Linked DNA regions of Homo sapiens: region 1 is linked to region 2. A link is an interaction called in ENCODE POLR2A ChIA-PET data of the cell type or tissue named here. Cell type or tissue: GM12878. All regions are shown on one strand. Each heading gives the region's core, and the rest is flanking DNA. Links, peaks and the distances in the headings are about the cores only.

Region 1 (6,864 bases), core at 1,641-5,640, 1.4 Mb before region 2:
AATCCCAGCACTTTGCGAGGCCCGGGCAGGCAGATCACGAGGTCAGGAGTTCAAGACCAGCCTGGCCAACATAGTGAAACCCCGTCTCTACTAAAAATACAAAAAAAAATTAGCCAGGCGTGGTGGCGGGCGCCTGCAGTACCAGCTACTTGGGAGGCTGAGGCAGGAAAACTGCTTGAACCCGGGAGGCGGAGGTTACAGTGAGCCAAGATCACGCCACCGCACTCCAGCCTGAGCAACACAGAGAGACTCTTAAAAAAAAAAAAAAAAAAAAAAAATTGTTCAGACTACATCTAAGTTTATTAAAAAAAAAAAAAAAAAAAAAAAAACCCTCATACCCTTGGGCCCTTCTGGGAATCTATCCTAAGGCAATTTTCTAAAATACATACAAAGGTTTTCGCAAAGACATTAATCACATTATTATTTACCATGGCAAAAAACAGAACAATGAACTGCTTAAAAATCCATGCAATTCGGTATTATAAAGCCACTGCAAATATTTATAAAATATTTAATGATTTGAAAAGCCACTTATGCTATAAAGCGGAAAAGGCAGAAGAAAAAAGTGCATTTACAGTGTAATCTCAACCATATTGAAAAAGTAAATAGGAAAAAAGACTAGAAGGAAGCAAATCAAAATGTTATTAGAGATTGAATCCAATGGTGGTAATTTTTTTTTTTAATTATCAAATATTCTAGAGTTCAAAATACTTTTTACAATCAGGATAATAACAACTAAGCAAAATCAAGAAGTGGCAGAGAAGATTTTGTGTTTCTACAGTAGCATCAGCACCTACTTTAATTGTCTAGCAGTACTAGAATAAAGAAGGCACAGAAACTGAGCTAAATTATTGGTCACAAGGCCAGGAACAACGGCTCACACCTATAATCCCAGCACTTTGGGAGGCCAAAGCAGGAGGACTGCTCGAGCCCAGGATTTTAAAACCAGCCTGGGCAACACAGCGAGATCCTATCCTGATACAAGAAAAAAAATAATAATTTTAAAATTTAAAAAAAAAAGAAAATTTTTAAAAAATAAATTGTTGGTCACAAATGTTGGAGGGCTTGGCTGCTGCAGTTTTGTTGTTTGTTAGTAAGTACCTATGGGAGAAGAGCTTACAAAAACTCCCTATACTATTTCTGCAACTCTTCCGTAAGTCTTACATTATCTCAAAATTACATATTTAAAATAAATAAATCTGGCCAGGCGCAGTGGCTCACACATGTAATCCCAGCACTTTGGGAGGCCGAGGTGGGTGGATCACCTGAGGTTGAGAGTTTGAGACCAGCCTGGCCAACCTGGTGAAACCCCATCTCTATTAAAAATATAAAAATTAGCCGGGCGTGGTGTCACATGTAATCCCAGCTACTTGGGAGGCTAAGGCAGGAGAATCGCTTGAACCCAGAAGGTGGAGGTTGCAGTGAGCTGAGATCGTGCCATTGCACTACAGCCTGGGCAACAAGAGTGAAACTCCGTCTCAAAAAAATGAAATTAAATTAAATAAACAAACCCTTTTTATAAAAATGTTTTTATTTAAAAGGACATGAGTCCGTGACACAGCCTCAGGAGGTCCTGATGACATGTGCCCCTAAAATTAAAAAATCCTTGATAGATCACTCAATTTATCTTTCTCTAAAAACAAAATGCAGATGAATAATTTCCTGGACAATAACAAAGCACTTGGCTCACTACAACCTCCACCTCCCGGGTTCAAGCAATTCTCCCACCTCAGCCTCCTGAGTTGCTGGGATTACAGGTGCCCACCACCATGTCCAGCTAATTTTTGTATTTTTTTAAGTAGAGACAGGTTTCGCCATGTTGGTCAGGCTGGTCTCAAACTCCTGACCTCAGGTGATCCGCCTGCCTCGGCCTCCCAAAGTGCTGGGATTACAGGAGTGAGCCACCATGCCCGGCCTTTTTATTTTGAGACAGTCTTGCTCTGTCACCCAGGATAAAGTGCAATGGTGCAATCTCAGCCCACTACAACCTCCACGTCCTGGGTTCAAGTGATTCTCCTGCCTCAGCCTCCCAAGTAGCTGGGATTACAGGCACCCACCACCACACCTGGCTAATGGGTTTCACTTATGTTGGCCAGGCTGGTCTCGAACGCCTGACCTTGTGATCTGCCCACCTTGGCCTCCCAAAGTGCTAGGATTACAGGCATGAGCCACTGCACCTGGCCTCCTCATGAATTTTTTAAAAGGCCTTCCCTGGGCCGGGCACGGTGGCTCACTCCTGTAATCCCAGCACTTTGGGAGGCCAAGGCGGTGGATTACCTGAGGTCAGGAGTTCAAGACCAGCCTGCCCAACATGGTGAAAACCTGTCTCTACTGAAAATACAAAAACTAGTCAGACATGGTGGTGGGCACCTGTAATCCCATCTACTCGGGAGGCTGAGGCAGGAGAATCGCTTGAATCCAGAGGCAGAGGTTGCAGTGAGCCAAGATCACGCCACTACACCCCAGCCTGGGCGAAACAGAGGGAGACTCTATCTCAAAAAAAGAAAAGGGAAAGGAAAGGACAGAACTTCTCAGGTCTGATTATTAATGAGTTTAGAAACCAACGATTTTCCTTCCAGCTCCATTTGGCTTATAAAATACCCTTAACTTTTCAGGGAGCCCTAGACCAGAGATCTTTTTCATTATAACCTTCATATAAAACAGCAGCAGGCTCCTCTAATGGAAATGAACCTATTGCATATGCTAAGCCTAATGGGCTTACCTGAATTAAAACTCAAAGAAATCAAGCAATCTTCCTTTTTGTTGATGTCCTGTAATATGGACCAGCTACCACTGTGCCCTCAAGTCATACTACTTTTTCTTTCTTTCTTTTTTTTTTTGAGACGGAGTTTCGTCTGTCACCCAGGCTGGGGTGCAGTGAGCCAAGATTGCACCATTGCACTCCAGCCTGAGCAACAGGTAAAGATTCCGTCTCATAAAAAAGAAACCTAGTGATCTAGAAAAAAACATGGGCCTTGGAGTTGGAACCTTAGAACTGAATCCTGGCTCTGTCAACTCACTAGGTAATTCTGATTTCTGTTTTTTTGGTTTTTTATTTTCTTAGCCCAGATGAAGAGAACACTAGGTAACTTTGGAGAAGTTACTTAGCATTACCCACCCTGGGCCTCAGCGTCCTTATCTTCCTCAACTATAAAATGGGAACATAATACCTACCTGGCAGGGTGGCTATGAGAGATTAAATCAAATACCCTACGCGGTATGCATGAGGGCCCCTTAACGACGACTAGCACAGAGTGCAATTATGAAACACAGACCTTTTCTCTCTCTATGCCCATTTCCTTCCCTTCCCATTAGCCTCTTTCACCCCCTCACTTCTCTGCCCTGTGTCTTTCCTTGGTTAAGATCCACAAAGACCTCACCTCACCCACTCCCACTCCTCATTGTTCCTCAGCGGTTCTCCCAGTAGCAATTAGCTTTGGGGCTCCCCAGTAAGCACACCACCCCCCACAGCACTTGTTCTGACAACTTCCCTTGCTCACCTGCTGCCCATCTCCACCCACCGGGGGAAAAAATACAGTTATCTGAGCTTGCTGGTTGCATGGATTTTGGAAATACAAGGTGTTACTGCATTCATACTCTATTTCACTCTTACCACCCTCTCCAAATACTATTACTATCATTTACTAACCTCAAGGGCCCACCTTGACCTGCTTGGGTTTATTTTTACACCTGACTCTTAATTACTCATGTATCTGCTGAATGCTTACTAGGCACTAAAGAGGCGAAGCAGAGTAAGACGCACTCTGCTATGGGCTCTTAAAGAGAAAGAACTAATCCTCCTCACCCCCAGGCTTGGAGTGGGAAGGAGGAGGAGTGGGGAAGGAGGCAAGAGATCCACATTTTGCTCTTGAAACTTCTGAACTGTCTGACACTCACTGTAAGAATGTAGTCTTGGCCGGGCGTGGTGGCTCATGCCTGTAATCCCAGCAATTGGGGAGGCTGAGGCGGGTGGATCACGAGGTCAGGAGATCGAGACCATCCTGGCTAACACGGTGAAACCCCATCTCTACTAAAAATACAAAAAATTAGCCAGGCGTGGCAGCATGCACCTGTAGTCCCAGCTACTCGGGAGGCTGAGGCAGGAGAATGCTTGAACCCAGGAGGCGGAACTTGTAGTGAGTCGAGATCACACCACTGCACTCCAGCCTGGGCGACAAAGCGAGACTCCGTCTCAAAAAATAATAATAATAATAATAATGTAGTCTTGTCATTCTTATATTAACAAAAACAAACATATCAAAATAATAAAAGCCAAAAAATACCAAACTATAATCGAAGATGACCTATGATAAACTAGCAGCTGGAAAGCCTCAGAGAGGTAATGTTTATGGTAACCTTGAGATGTCACATAAGTTTCATTTGCAAGAAAGAAAAGGGCGCTAGAGCAGAGGGAACAGCATCAGCAAAGGCAGACAAGTATTAAAGTGCACTGAGTGTTCTGGGAATGACAAATGGTTTGCTGTGGCTGGAAAACAAGGTGTACTTTGGGAAGTCTTTCATAGATACTCCAAATAAATCACTTTAAGTATTTAATGAACCATCTTCATCCTTACTGAGGGACCTCAAAGTAAGTAAGAAACTTAAAATTCAGGGCCCATGTTACTCTACCATGATGAAAACTTGGTCTCAGACAACAGTGGGAACCCTCTGCTCTGAATGACTGGGGTTCACGTGGCATGATCACATCTGAGCTCTATGAGGCAGCTCAGCAGTACGGAAGATGGACAGAGGGACGCAGAACCTGGAAGAGAGGACCGGTCATGACAGCAACAACCAAAGCAAGAGACAATGACAGCTTGATCAAAGCAGAGGGAATGGAGGGAAAGGTCAGGGTCAGGACACAGATACGTTAGCAGCAGCATCAACAGGTCTGGAAGCAGGGGGGCGCTATAGAAGAGGAAGTTAAAGATGACTCAGGTTCATCATTTGACTAGCTAGAAAATGAGGTCATTAACAGAACCAGGGCAAGACAGAGGAGGCACTAACCTGAGAGGAAGATGATGGATTTGGTTTAACACACATTTAATTTGATGTTGTCAGAACACTGGATATCTACAGCTGGTGAGGGTTTAGTTTTCATTGGTACACGGGTCATAGCTGAAGCCATGGGAGGCTAAACCAAGAGACTAATACCATGGATGCCACGGGAGCCAAGAAGAAAAGTGTTTCAAGAAAAGAAAAGGAGATCAGTGGCTGCCAAAGGCCACACTGAGAGGTCAAATGACCTAAGGATTGAAAATACGCATTAAACTGAACTCAGCACACAGATGTTACACATAATCTTGAAAAGTGGTAAAGACAAAAAGTCTGCTGGCTGGGCGTGGTGGCTTACGCCTGTAATCCTAGCACTTTGGGAGGCTGAGGCCGGAGGATCACTTGAGCCCAGCAGCTCAAGGCCAGCAGGGGCAACATGGTGAAACCTCGTATCTACAAAGAATACAAAATTACCCAGGCATGGTGATGCATACGTATAGTTCCAGCTACTCAGGAGGCTGAGGTGGGAGGATCGCGTGAGCCCCAGGAGATAGAGGCTGCAGTAAGACATGATTGCTCCACTGCACACCAGCCTGGGCGACGGAGTAAGACCCCATCTCAAAAAAAAAAAAAAAAAGTCAGTCAGCAATGGGTTGTAGAATGAATGACAGGGGGAAAGGAGAGGTGGGAGGTTGAAAAAGTAGAGGTAGAGTGGCAACCACACTTTCAGGAATTCCTACCCTTTCAACACAGCCTGTGCTATCACATCTTCCTTGGCTTAGACAGATACATTTGACAATGCAACTACTTAAGATCTTCAACATCCTTCTCGTGCCCAGGGCCAACTACCTTCATGTCAACAGCGCCACAACTGCTCACCTACCTACAGAGATAGCCACATCCCATATTTCATCAGCACATGGCCCATCTCCTGTCATCTCTTCCTATCAGTTTACATGTTATCGCTTCCATTCCTACCAAATCCAAATCACCAACTGATTAAAACTTTCTACTACTCTCAATCGCCAGGTTACAGGCTTCCAAAATCAGCTTGTGCTTTTCCTTCTTCCTCATCTCTTAACTCTGGAATCAGTTTTAAGTGACAACTCCCTTACCAGGTCTTCCTCTCAACCACTAATTACACATGCAAGAACAGGCAGGCCCTTGTCACATCCACACAGGCATGGTGTAACATCTGGTTTCCCACATCTAACCTATACACAGCAGATTAAGTTTCCTTTAAGGAAAAACCATCCAACAAGAGAAAGCCAAACTCCCTAGGGTAGTACTGGAGACCCTCCATCATCTAGCCACAAACTACCTTGATAGCCTTCTCTCCAACTACTTCTTCACATCCTTCTCTTCTGAAACTTCCAAACTTCTGAAACTGCTAGGGAGCCTAGTTTACTCCTTCCCTAAAGCTCCCTTTGAACACCCAAGACCTCAACAACATCCCTACCACAATTTAATTGCCCACTATGCCAAGAATTGCTCTAGACTCTTGGGATACATGAACAAAAGAGAGATTCCCTAGCTTTATGGAGCTAACATTTTAGCAGGAGACAACAAAAGACCAACCTCATTAATAATATTGAGTATATAAAATGTTAAAAAATTGTACAAAAAGAGAAGTAAAGCAGGATGTCAGGGACTGGAAGTGCTGAAGTGGCATTACCATTTTAAACAGGGTGGTGAGGGAAGGCCCCACTGGAAAAGTGACTCGAGGCTTAAAGGTTTAGTCAAGCAGATTCTCAGGGAGAGCACGGTCCAAGCAGAGGCAGGGAGCCAGGCCAAAGGCCTGGAGCAGGAACATGCCCAGAAGGTCTGAAGAGCAGTAAGAAGACCGAGGGAGCTGCAGCACAGCCAGTG
Region 2 (6,864 bases), core at 1,033-5,032:
GGTTGAAGTGCAGTGGCATAATCCTATCTCACTCCAAACTCAAACTCCTGGGTTACAGCAATCCTCCCACTTCAGCCTCCCAAGTAGCTGGGACCACAGGCACATGCCCCCCTGCCTGGCTAATTTTTAAAATTTTAAGTAGAGATAGGGTCTCACCGTGTTGCCTAGGCTGGTCTCAAACTCCTGGGCTCAAGTGATCCTCCCACCTTGGCCTCCAAAAGTGTTAGGGTTACAGGCATGAGCCATGGTGCCTGGTGACACTCACTCTTGAGTTGAGCTCACACAGACCCCTGGCTTTAAATATCATCCAAATGTTGATGTCCCCCAAGTTTTCATCTTCACTGCAGACCTCTTCTGTGAGCTTCAGAACTGCTCACTTGAAACTTCCCCTTGGGTGTCTGACAGGCAACACAAACTTAACATGTCCCAACATGAACTTTTTTTTTTTGAGACAGAATCTTGCTCTGTTGCCCAGGCTGGAGTGCAGTGGCCTGATCTTGGCTCACTGCAAACTCCGCCTCCCAGGTTCAAGTGATTCTCCTGCCTCAGCCTCCCGAGTAGCTGAGATTACAGGCACGTGCCACCACACCCGGCAAATTTTTTGTATTTTTAGTACAGACAGGGTTTCACCCTGTTGGCCAAGCTGGTTTCAAACTCCTGAGCTCAAGCGATCTGCCTGCCTCTGCCTCCCAAAGTGGTAGGATTACAAGTGTGAGCCACCGTGCCCGGGCCCAAAATGAACTCTTTATCTTCTCCCCCATACCTGCTCCTCCTGCAGCCTTCCCATATCAGAATACAACAATTCTATTCTTACAGTTGGTGTGGCCGAAAACCTTGGTGTTGTCCTCAATCCTCTCTCACACATCCCCAAATCCAATCTGTCAAGAAACCCTGGTGATCACTTGAGCCCAGGAGTTTGAGACCAACCTGGGCAGCATAGCAAGACCCTGTCTCTACAAAAAATACAAAAATCAGCGGCAGGGCGCAGTGGCTTACGCCTGTAATCCCAGCACTTTGGGAGGCTGAGGCAGGCAGATCACAAGGTCAAGAGATCAAGACAATCCTGGCCAACATGGTGAAACCCCGTCTCTACTAAAAATACAAAAATTAGCTGGGCATGGTGGCACGTGCCTGTAGTCTCAGCTACTTGGGAGGCTGAAGCAGGAGAATTGCTTGAACCAGGGAGGCAGAGGTTGCAGTGAGCCAAGATCGTGCCACTACCCTCCAGCCTGGTGACAGAGCAAGACTCTGTATCAAAAAAAAAAAAAAAAAAAAAAAAAAAAGCTGGGCATGATGGCACACACCTGTGGTCCCAGCCACTCAGGAGGCTAAGGTGGGAGGGTCGCTTCAGCCCAGAAGTTGGAGGCCGCAGTGAGCCATAATTGCACCAGTGTACTCCAGTCTGGGCCACAGAATAAAACTCTGTCTCTAGAAAACAGAACAAAACAAAGTTGAAGCTCTCTAAACTCTCCACACTGACTCAGAGTGAAAGTGCTAATAATGACCTAAAGCCGTGCCCTATGGCCCCCTTTCCTCTTGACTTCGCTTTTCATGCACTCTGCTCCAGCCATACTGGCCTCCTTGGGCTTCCCAGAACACGCGAAGCAGGACCCAGGTTAGGGCCTTTGAACTGGCTTTGTTTGTCCGTGGGATTCCCCATGAACATCTCATGGCTGCTCCCTCTCTTCCCTCAAGTCTCCCCTCAGATGTCCCCTTCTCAGAGACATCAGCCTGTAGAAAGGAGCACTTCCTTCCCCCACTTTCCTGCGTGATGTTTCTCCATGATGCCTGCTTCCTACATATGTAGAGTCTGTCTCACTCCGGAGAAGGCTACCTCCAAGAGGACAGGTGACTGGCCCTTGATTTCATTAATTGTCACAATCCTATGCCGGACACATGGTTGGTGTTCAACAAATATTTGCGGAATTAAAGAACAAATTAATAATGTTGTGAGATAAATACTCTGTGCCCATTTTTCTTTACTTTTTAATATATTTTTTAAATCTAGAGAGACAGGGTCTCCCTATGGTCCCCAGGATGGCCTCAAAACTCCTCCTGCCTTGGCCTCCTTGGCTGGGATTACTGGACTACTACTGTGCCACCATGCCTGGCTCTTCTTTTCCTTTTACTATGCCCATTTTAAAGGTGAGGAAAACTGAGACTCAGAAATGTTCCCAAGGGCACACAGTGAGTGGTGGCTGCCTTCAGGTTGGTCTGACTCCAGTGCCCAAGCCTTTCTCAGGAGTGGTGTGTTGCCCATCAGCCATTATATCCATGACATCAACTGGCATAAGATATGTTCTTATATGAAAATTAATTTTAGAAGTGAGTGTCACGAAATATTGACCTTCTCTAAGGAACTAGTTCTTATAGTCAAAAAGGAGGAACTTATGTAAATTTTCCCTTTCAGGGCCAGCCCCAGGAAGTTCAGAGCCTAATGTGGTGTTCATTCTATTAATTTTTTCTTACCCTGGGACTTTTTTCTTTCTTTCATTTATGTTAACCTAATCACCAGCTGCTTCCTGTTCCTTAGGAAATAGCTAAGTCGTACATGACACTTTTGGGGTTCCAGTGTGCCCGGCATGGGTTTTCTTTCATTGGGCAGGCACTAGGTGGGCTTTTCAGCCTGAAGACGCATGTTTCTCATCAGAGTGAGAATGATCTCTGATCATTCTCCTTCTTCCATTTCTTGGGTTCTCTCTTCCTGGCACTCCTATTGGTTAGCTTTTGGGCCTCTTGGATTGCCTGGCTGTGTCTCTGTGGCAAAGACTACTCATTATCCAAAATCCAATGAGCCCTTCTTCCCCAAGAACATGGTGGAACTGCATGTCCCAGCCTCCCTTGCAGTAGGCATGGTCATGTGACTAAGTTTCCACCAATAGAATGTGAGGAGGTGATGTATGTGACTTCTGGTCTTTGGCCTTAGGAAGTAGGCCAGCTTCATACTCTCCATTCCTGCTGGCTGGAGATCCCCACAACAGATTCAAACGTGCAGGTGACAAACGGTGCCCTACCGATGGCAGAAAAGTGATGAGGAAGGGCCCTTGGTCCCTGAGCAATGAGAGAAGCAGAGCTGCCTCCCTAACTACCACCATTTCACTTGAACATGTCTCTTCTTTTGTTTATTTATTTATTTGTTTTTTGCAGACACGTCTCTTCTTTTTTTTTTTTGAGATAGAGTCTCACTCTGTCCCAGGCTGGAGTGCTGTGGCACAATCTCGGCTCACTGCAACCTCTGCCTTCTGGGTTCAAGTGATTCTCCTGCTTCAGCCTCCCAAGTAGCTGGGATTACAGGCATGCGCCACCATGCCTGGCTAATTTTTGTATTTTTAGTAGAGACGGGGTTGGCCAGGATGGTCTCACACTACTGACCTCATGATCCACCCACCTTGGCCTCCCAAAGTGCTGGGATTACAGGTGTGAGCAACTGCGCCCGGCCGACACGTCTCTTCTTTAAGCCGCCACTTATTGGATCTCTATGTTAGAGCGGCAGTCTCATATATTTTCTCTCATATTTTCTTCTCCACCCCTACACCTTCTGGGAGTTCTATTTTCTGGGATAATTAATTAATTAATCAATTTTTGAGATGGGGTCTCACTCTGTCCCAGGCTGGAGTGCAGTGGAGCGATCTTGGCTCACTGCAACCTCTGCCTCCTGGGTTCAAGCTATTCTCCTGCCTCAGCTTCCTGTCTCAAACTCCTGACCTCGTGATCCACCTGCCTTGGCCTCCCAAAGTGCTGGGATTACAGGCGTGAGCCACCGCGCCCAGCTTTATTTATTTTTTAAATTTTTTATTCTTGAGACAGAGTCTCACTCTGTCACCCAGGGTGGAGTGCAGTGGCATAATCTTGGCTCATGGCAACCTCCGCCTCCCGGGTTCAAGCGATTTTCCTGCCTCAGCCTCCCAAGTAGCTGGGATTACAGACGCCTGCCACCACACCTGGCTAATTTTTGTATTTTTAGTAGATGGGGTTTTGCTACGTTGGCCAGGCTGATCTCGAACTCCTGACCTCAGGTGATCCGCCTGCCTTGGTCTCCCAAAGTGCTGGGATTACAGGCATGATCCACCACACCTGGCAGTTTTCTGGGATAATTTATTAACTTTTTATTACAACACTTCCTGTTTGTGTTTGTACAGATGAGGCCTTGCTATATTACCCAGGCTGGTCTTGAACTTCTGGCCTCAAGCCATTCTCCTTGGCCTCCCAAACTGCAGGAATTACAGGAGTGAGCTACTGTGCCCAGCTTCTTTATTCTAATGCTTTTAGTAATTCAGTATCATAGCTTTAATTTCTAAGAATTCAGTCTTTGCTCTATTTATTTATTTATTTGAGATGGAGTCTCACTCTGTCGCCCAGGCTGGAGTGCAGTGGTGTGATCTTGGCTCACTGCAACCTCCTCCTCCTGGGTTCAAGCGATCCTCCTGCCTCAGCTCCCAGAATAGCTGGGACTACAGGTGCCTGCCACCACACCCGGCTAAATTTTTTTTTGTATTTTTAGTAGAGACAGGGTTTCACCTTGTTGGTCAGGCTGGTCTCGAACTCCTGTCCTTAGGTGATCCACCTGCCTCAGCCTCCCAAAGTGCTGGGATTACAGGCGTGAGCCACTGTGCCTGGCCTCTTTCTTTTTTATAACACCCTGTTTTTATTGTAACATAGTGTAGCAATTTTTTTTTTCTTTGAGATGGAGCCTTGCTCTGTCGCCCAGCTGGAGTGCAGTAGTGGATCTCGGTTTAACTGCAACGTCCGCCTCCCGGGCTCAAATGATTCTCCTGCCTCAGCCTCCCGAGTAGCTGGGATTATAGGCACCTGCCACTGTGCCCAGCTAATTTTTGTATTTTTAGTAGAGACAGCGATTCACCATGTTGGCCAGGCTGGTTCGAACCCCTGACCCCAGGTGATCAGCCCACCTCGGCCTCCAAAATGCTGGGATTACAGGTGTGAGCCACTGCACCTGGCCAGCAATATCTTTTTTTTTTTTTTTTTTTTTTTTTTGGGGAAAGAGTCTTGCTCTGTCGCCCAGGCTGGAGTGCAGTGGCGCGATCTCGGCTCACTGCAAGCTCCGCCTCCTGGGTTCATGCCATTCTCCTGCCTCAGCCTCCCGAGTAGCTGGGACTACAGGCGCCCGCCATCACGCCTGGCTAATTTTTTTGTATTTTTAGTAGAGACGGGGTTTCACCATGTTAGCCAGAATGGACTCGATCTTCTGATCTCATGATCCACCTGCCTCTGCCTCCCAAAGTGCTGGGATTACAGGCGTGAGCCACCGTGCCTGGCCCATCTTTTTTTTTTTTTTTAATATGGGGTCTTGCTCTGTCACCCAGGCCAGAGTGCAGTGGCATGAGCACAGCTCACTGCAGCCTCAAATACCCAGGCTCAAGTGATCCTCCCACCTCAGCCTCCAGAGCAGCTGAAATTACAGGCACGTGCTACCACGCCCTGCCCAGCTAATTTTTTTTTGGAAGCAGCACCTTCATTTATTAGGGACTTCGGTGGGGATGGGGAAAGGCGGCCCCCGGGTCAGAGGCGCCGGAAGAAGAGCTTGGAGCCGTGGTCTAACGTGCACTCGCTGGGGCCCAGCTGGCTCCCGCCCAGCTCTTTTTTTTTTTTTTTTTTTTTTTTTTTGAGATGGAGTCTCACTCTGTCGCCCAGACTGGAGTGCAGTGGCGCAATCTTGGCTCACTGCAACCTCTGCCTCCCGGGTTTAAGCGATTCTCCTGCCTCAGCCTCGAGTAGCTGGGATTACAGGCACCCGCCACCACACCTGGATAATTTTTGTGTTTTTAGTAGAGATGAGGTTTCACCATGTTGGCCAGGCTGGTCTCGAACTCCTGACCTCAGGTGATCCACCTGCCTCGGCCTCCCAAAGTGCTGGGATTACAGGCATGAGCTACTGTGCCCAGCCCCGCCCAGCTAATTTTTTAATTTTTTGTAGAGACAGGATCTCACTATGTTGCCAGGGCTGGTTTCAAACTCCTGGTCTCAAGCGATCCTCCCGCTTTGGCCTCCCAAAGTGCTGGGATTACAGGGGTGAGCCTCGTGCCTGGCCTGAAGCAGCATTTTCTCAAATGTCTTTAAAAATACCAGATTTTTTTTTTTCTTTTTCTTTTTTTCTTTTCTTTTCTTTTCTTTTCTTTTCTTTTTTTTTTTAAGACGGAATCTCGCTCTGTCGCCCAGGCGGGAGTGCAATGGCGCGATCTCACTGCAAGCTCACTGCAAGCTCCGCCTCTCGGGTTCATGCCATTCTCCTGCCTCAGCCTCCTGGTAGCTGGGACTACAGGCGCCCGCCACCACGCCCGGCTAATTTTTTTTGTATTTTTAGTAGAGATGGGGTTTCACCATGTTAGCCAGAATGGACTCCATCTCCTAACCTCATGATCCACCTGCCTCTGCCTCCCAAAGTGCTGGGATTACAGGCGTGAGCGATCGCACCCAGCCTCTTTTTCTTTACGTAAATTCTGTTTCCTCCAGGATTACTTTTCTTTTCTTTTTCTTTTTTTTTTAAATTTTTTTGAATGTACTTAGGATGCATTTGGCTACAAATAACTAAACATCCGACTTACAGGAAGCTCACAGAAGGGGGTGGCTGGGATTCAGGGCCCCTTGATCAGGCATTTGCGATGCCTTGGGATCCCATGCTCTTCCTCCCATTCCTCCTCTGCAATCCTGCAATGTTTCCATCCTGGGGCCAGTTCCTCTCAGAGTTACAGGATGTATCCTTAATCATGGCTTGTGGGAGGCAGAAGTTACTGCCCCCGGGTTCTCTTTTAATTAAAAGGAAGAAGCCTTTCTTAGAAGCCTCCCTTCCTTTTATCTTAGTGGCTAGAACTGGGGCATGTACCCTTTCCTAATGCAATCGTGGGC

The links. Peaks named below come from ENCODE experiments on the same cell type or tissue, not always from the same donor. Only the 100,000 strongest peaks of a DNase experiment are listed, where the experiment ranks them.
Region 1: POLR2A ChIA-PET joins it to region 2 with 5 read pairs; 1 of 35 experiments calls an interaction of 5 or more read pairs at or near these places.

The regions. Positions count from the first base shown.
Region 1 is chr16:28,197,661-28,204,524 of GRCh38, forward strand. All of the region lies in intron 1 of XPO6 (exportin 6), which reads right to left. Among named protein-coding and RNA genes, the nearest start is that of XPO6, 11 kb to the right of the region's middle. In GM12878, for the core only: a CTCF peak has its summit at 4,914; no DNase peak of the experiment used is centred there; H3K4me3 peaks cover 939 bases; H3K27ac peaks cover 474 bases.
Region 2 is chr16:29,643,009-29,649,872 of GRCh38, forward strand. No RefSeq gene overlaps it. Among named protein-coding and RNA genes, the nearest start is that of SPN, 17 kb to the right of the region's middle. RefSeq lists enhancers at 317-436, 557-616, 1,573-1,842, 2,740-3,034. In GM12878, for the core only: no CTCF peak of the experiment used is centred there; DNase peaks (open chromatin) are centred at 1,503, 2,439 and 2,863; H3K4me3 peaks cover 363 bases; H3K27ac peaks cover 2,236 bases.